Linked DNA regions of Homo sapiens: region 2 is linked to region 1. A link is a loop called in an ENCODE intact Hi-C map of the cell type or tissue named here. Cell type or tissue: heart left ventricle. All regions are shown on one strand. Each heading gives the region's core, and the rest is flanking DNA. Links, peaks and the distances in the headings are about the cores only.

Region 1 (2,924 bases), core at 197-2,696:
GACTGCTCTTTGGGTGTGGGTGTAGGGGAGATATGTTGAATAGTAAGAGTTTCTGCATAAAGAAGATTGAGAAACTATTTGTCTAAATGTGTGGTTTTTCTTAAGTCCCAACAATTTACAGCTATAATCTTCTAACCCAGTTAGTATACCTCCTTTCTGTTTGGTTTCCTAAATTGTATTGTAAATTTAATATTCCCAAATTTCTTGTCTTTAGCAATTTTTGTGTGTAGTTTTAAAGATGTATAGACATGTAGACATTCAGACACTTAACCTCACAGCAAACAAGTTGAATCCATATCTAACCATATATAAGTGATGGCAGTGAAATCAGTCCTGGAACCACTGAAGTCCCATGGGACCCCAGGCCCAGAGTTTGCAGTGTGACATTTTACTATTGGAAGAGAGATCCAGAGTCGCCAAGGCAGCAGATTGAGCAGAACTCCATGGTTATTGTGAGGCACACAGCCTTCTGCTGCACATTCTGATCTCACAGTTACCAGAGGTGCAAATGGAGATGGGTATACAGTAGTCCCCTTATCCGCAATTTTGCTGTCTGAGGCTTCAGTTACCTTCAGTTACCTTCAGTCAAATATGGTCTGAAAATATTAAATGGAAAAATTCCAGAAATAAACAATTCATAAGTTTTCTGTTGCATGCCATTCTGAGCAGCAGGATGAAATCTCTCACTGTCCCGCTCCTTCCTCCCCAGGACATGAGTCCTCCCTTTGCCCAGTGTCTCCACACTGTAGACATTCCCACTCATTAGTCACTTTCATAGCCACCTTGGTGATCAGGTTTACTGTCACAGTGTCACAGTGCTTGTGTTCCAGTAACCCTTATTTAATTAATAATGGTCCCAAAACACAAAGGTACTGAGCCTAATGTATAAGTTAAACTTTATCATAGGTATGTATGTACAGGAAAAAAATAGTAAGTATAGGGTTTGGTACTATCTGCAGTTTCAGGCATCCACTGGGGGTCTTGGAATGTATCCTCTGAGAATAAGGGGGAACCACTGTATAGTTAACACCTAGTAATATGAGGAAGTGCATTTCAGAAGAAAGAGGAGGGCTGGGCACGGTGGCTCATGCCTGTAATCCCAGCACTTTGGGAGGCTGAGGCGGGTGGATCACCTGAGGTCAGGAGTTCGAGACTAGCCTGGCCAACATGGCAAAACCCTGTCTCTACTAAAAATACAAAAATTAGCTGGGCATGGTGGTGCGTGCCTATAATCCCAGCTACTCAGGAGGCTGAGGCAGGAGAATCGCTTGAACCCGGGAGATGGAGGTTGCAGTGAGCCAAGAATGCAGTGAGCTGAGGCTGAACTCCAGCCTGGGCAACAGAGCAGAACTCCCTCTCAAAAAAAAAAAAAAAAAAAAAAAAAAAAAAGGACTTGTGGAAGGTAAAGGAACAAGAGATGTGTTATCAGGTTATTTAAACATAAACCTATATAATAGTGTGTGTGGTTGAGGATTTTAGTACACAGCCATTTGTATAGTAAAAGTAAACATGTATCTATAAGGTTGAGGGTTGTTGGTTTAAGACAAGTTACTTAGGATTTTTTATTATATCTGCCATTATTCTTAACTAAATTATGAAAGGTAATCAGAGGTGACTGTCAGGCATGATTCTGAGAGCCTCACATGCTTGAGCTAACTTAACCTTCATGCTGACTGCAAAGTATGTAGTTTACATGGTGTGACCCAGAAATATTTACTCATGACTCTCAGATTGTATGTTCTTTCTGTATTTTGCATTATAATATTATACTTCGTTTTAGTAATTTTTGTTGAAGTTGGCCCTACTTAATAGAGAATCATCATAAATGGTAATTTGACTTATAGCAAACAATCTCCTGAGGGAATAGACCATCTTTTTATCTCCCTGTTTCTTGCTAATGAGTTGATATTCTCAAGGAAAGGTTTTATAGCTGGATCCTGGCAGCTCGTACATGTAATTGTGGTGTCTGGGATCTCTGCCATTCCATGGCCAAAAGACTTGAACAAGCACTTAAGAATGAGTAGATCCAAATGGTCAGCAACATGTAAATCTGCTCAACTTTTTATTAATAATTGGGAAAATGAAAATTAAAACCACAGCAGGGTATTATCCATTCGCCAGAATGCCTACGATGAAAAAGACGGACAGTGCAAAGTGCTGGCAAGGATGTTGAGTGATGAGGGTATCGAGTAACAAGGAACATTGCTGGTGGGAGTTTAAATATGGAAAACAGTTTAAGTATTAAAATGAAGATACCAACACTCCATGACTCAGAGTCCACTCCTAGGTCTATAACCAGTAAAAACACATGCTGCGTACCAGGAGACATGGACAAGAATGTTCACGGTAACATTATTTACAACAACTCCAAATTAGGAACAACCTGAATGTTCAACTATAGCATGAATAAGTCACTTGTGGTGTAGGCATAGAGTGGAGTGCAAGTCACAATCACAATTGATGATACACAGGGCAGATAGAACAACATGGATGAATCTCATGAATCTAGTGTTAAGTTGAAAAAGCCAGACATGAAGGAATTCATATCATATGATTCCATTTGTATAAATTTCAAAAAGCAGATGAAATGAAAATACAGTGCTTAGGATTTCATGCTTAGGTGGTAAACCTTTTGGGTGGGGTGTGGGCATGTGTAATAATAAGGAAGGGTCCCCCATCATCTGTATGGCAGGATCCTGGAGCTGTTGCTTTTCTTACCCTCACCACACTTAGGCCCAAAGAGATCAAGGAAGGGAGAGGTTACTAGAACTTGGAAGGAGAGACCCCAGTCAAGTCAGCTGTCTTGGAGCAGTGCTTTTCTTTTGAGAGACGGTAAGCTTGAGGTTCCCTTACAGGAAGGAACCAGGGAAATGTACACTGTGACCTCAGGTTCCTCTTGGCCTAAATCTCCCCTGAGGCTCCTG
Region 2 (2,924 bases), core at 248-2,747, 70 kb before region 1:
GAGTCTCACATACCATTTAAACTCCATGATGTAAAGATAATATGGAAAATTGGGGAGGATTCAAAAACATTAGAATGACCAAAGGGTTGGAAAGTTACAGAAATATTTAGTCTGGAGTAGAAAAGGCTGAAAGGTGTTTGCAAAATTCACTTCAAATAGATGAATAAAGGAATCAAGAGGATATTGAGCAGATGTTTTGGTTTTGTGGCTGATGGAGCAGATTTGGTTAAGGCCATTGCACAGAGCAGCTGCAAGGGACTAAAACTGAAGATCCTCTGTACCAGGGATCAGGGCTGCACCCAACAGTGGGCAGGTTTTAGTTGGAAGAATGGATGGCGCACAAAGGGAGTGGTTTATTAAAGGAAACCCACCCAGATGGACACGTGGACATCAGAACTATTTAAAATTAGTGTCAGGATTCCACCATTCCTGGGCACATTCCTCCCTCCTTGGAGTCAAGTTTCCTCGTGCAGGGTCCACCTGAGTCTCACTCTGTCTCCCTGTTGTGTTTGCACAGGGCAAACCCTCCTAAACCTGCTGGCTCAGAAAACCCAAGAGGTTATTATGTTGTGTCTTTTTGGACACTGGTGGGGGTACTCATTACTGAATAAATTCCCTTCTAAACAAATACTCCATCCCTAGCAGGCAGAAGGATATAAACATTTGGCAGATCAGCGCAATGATCTCACTTTAACATCTTAACCAACCCCAGCTTCTACAAATAGATGATATCATTGTAGCAATATAGGGCAGACTCTGCCAGCAGACTTTCTGAGACTCTCCTGGAACATAATTTGTCTTACAACACTTTTGGCAATCCCTTGGCCATGCTAGGGGGAGGGGTAGAGGGGAAGGAGAAGGGTGGGGTCCAGGGGTAAGAGGATAAGGAGATTAGGCAGCCTCATTTCCTTCTTTCCACTAGAAGGAGCCTCTGTAAAAGCTGAGGCTGCACCCACAACCTGGGAAAGGTGCAACCGGTCACACACCCGGTGACAGGCGTGTCAGCAAACCACAGAGCGTGGCGGAGGGGGAGGGCAGCCAGGCTAAGTGTCCAGTGTTTGTAAAGTCTACACTTCTGCACAGTAACATCCTAAGCCTTCACATTCACTCACCAATCACTCGCCTACTCACCCAGAGCAACTTCCAGTCCTGCAAGCTCCATCCATGGTGATGGACGGTGATGGGCTATTTCCCCAATGTAGAAAGCAGATTCAAAAACAGATTCAACAAAACATAGCAAGGCACCTGCCCTCTGCAGGTGGACCATTTTTAATCTTTTATATCATATTTTTACTGCACCTTTTCTGTGTTTAGATACACACATACTTACCATTGTGTTACAATTGCCTACAGCATTCAGTACAGGCCCATGTTGTACAGGTTTATGGCCTGGAAGCAATGGGTTATATCATATAGCCTAGGTGTGTGGTAGGCTACACCCTCCAGGTTTGTGTAAATACACTCTGATGTTTACATGGTAACAAAAATGTCTTGCCTGGGACTAGAGGTAGGAGAATAGGGAGATTAGGAAATTCAGGCTTACTGCCTTCTTTTCACCTGTAGGAGATGCTACTGGTGTCCCAACTGCATTCTCTTTGCCCACCCTGGAAGTAGTACCTAGCACTTCAGTGGCAATTCTCATATAAGCACCCATGTCTCTCTGCCTGAGGGCTTTCTCTGGATACAGGGGTGTGCTTGGCCCATGCATAGAGCAGGCTGAAAGTGCCCAGGGGCTTATAACCCCCAGGAGAATCTCCTACTTGTATCTGAAACTTTTGTCTCAGAGTCTGCTTTTGGAGAGACCCAAATTGAAACAGATGGCAATAATATGAAATATTTTTAAGAATCTGAGTGATGAAGTTTAATGAAGTTCTAATTCTTTTAAAGTGTCTCAAATGTTCTGTTACATTTTGTTACTTTGCAGTAATTGTTCCACTGCACTGAAATCCTTTTCACCCAAATATGCAGCTGGAAATACTATAATAAATAACACAGCTCCCATTTTAAAGGAGGGCAAAGCTGGGCACGGTGACTCACGCCTGTAGTCCCAGCCTTTAATCCCAGCACTCTGGGGGGCCTCAGCAGGAGGATCACTAAGCTCAGGAGTTTGAGACCAGCGTGGGCAAAATAGTGAGACCCTGTCTCTACAACAAATAAGATAATTAGCTAGGTGTGGGAGCATGCACCCTGTAGTCCCAGCTACTTGGGAGGCTGAGGCATGAGGATTGCTTGAGCCCAGCAGGTCGGGCTGCAGTGAACCATGATCATGCCCCTGCATTCCAGCCTAGGTGACGGAGCGAGACCCTGTCTAAATATATATATGTATATATCCCACAGTTCTGGAGGCTGGGAAGTCCAAGATCAAGGCACCAGCAAAGTCGGTGTCTGGTGAGGGCTGGCTCTGTTTCCAGCTGTGCCTTCACATGGTGGGAGCGCAGAACAAGTGCCCTCAGGCCTCTTTTATAAGGGCACTGATCCTGTTCATGAGAGCTCTGTCCTCATGACCTAATCACCTTCCAGATGACCCACCTACCAGCACCACTGTACTGTGGGTTCCCTTTCAACATATGCATTCTGAGGGACACAAGCATTCAGACCAGAGCAACATGTAAAATGGAATAGGCTCCAGACCTGAAAGAATACAAACAGGCTTTTCACCCACATAATAAGCATGTGGCAAGATAGTCAAAGGTGGTTAGAATCGAGAACAATCTGGTTTTTGTGCAGCATTGTCTGCCACTATTGGACCTCATGTGATATCTCCCAATTCATTGTCGACAACCAAAAATACCCTATGAATTTCCAAACTACTCCCTGCTGAGTAAACATCCAAAGTGAAAACTACTGGATCATTGAAAAGATTTAACTACTCTTTTCAAAGATTCCAGACCCACTTTCTTTCTTTTTTATCTTTTTCTTAGAGA

The links. Peaks named below come from ENCODE experiments on the same cell type or tissue, not always from the same donor. Only the 100,000 strongest peaks of a DNase experiment are listed, where the experiment ranks them.
Region 2: a loop joins it to region 1, with 2.9 times the contacts of the local background. A loop is called at or near these places in 42 of 110 quality-filtered maps.

The regions. Positions count from the first base shown.
Region 1 is chr13:99,261,352-99,264,275 of GRCh38, forward strand. All of the region lies in intron 4 of UBAC2 (UBA domain containing 2), which reads left to right. It overlaps LOC124903198 (a long non-coding RNA gene), which reads right to left and starts at 353. Exons shown (of 3, transcript XR_007063846.1): 1 at 272-353. RefSeq lists a silencer at 948-1,170. In heart left ventricle, for the core only: no CTCF peak of the experiment used is centred there; no DNase peak of the experiment used is centred there.
Region 2 is chr13:99,191,270-99,194,193 of GRCh38, forward strand. No RefSeq gene overlaps it. Among named protein-coding and RNA genes, the nearest start is that of UBAC2-AS1, 8.0 kb to the right of the region's middle. In heart left ventricle, for the core only: no CTCF peak of the experiment used is centred there; no DNase peak of the experiment used is centred there.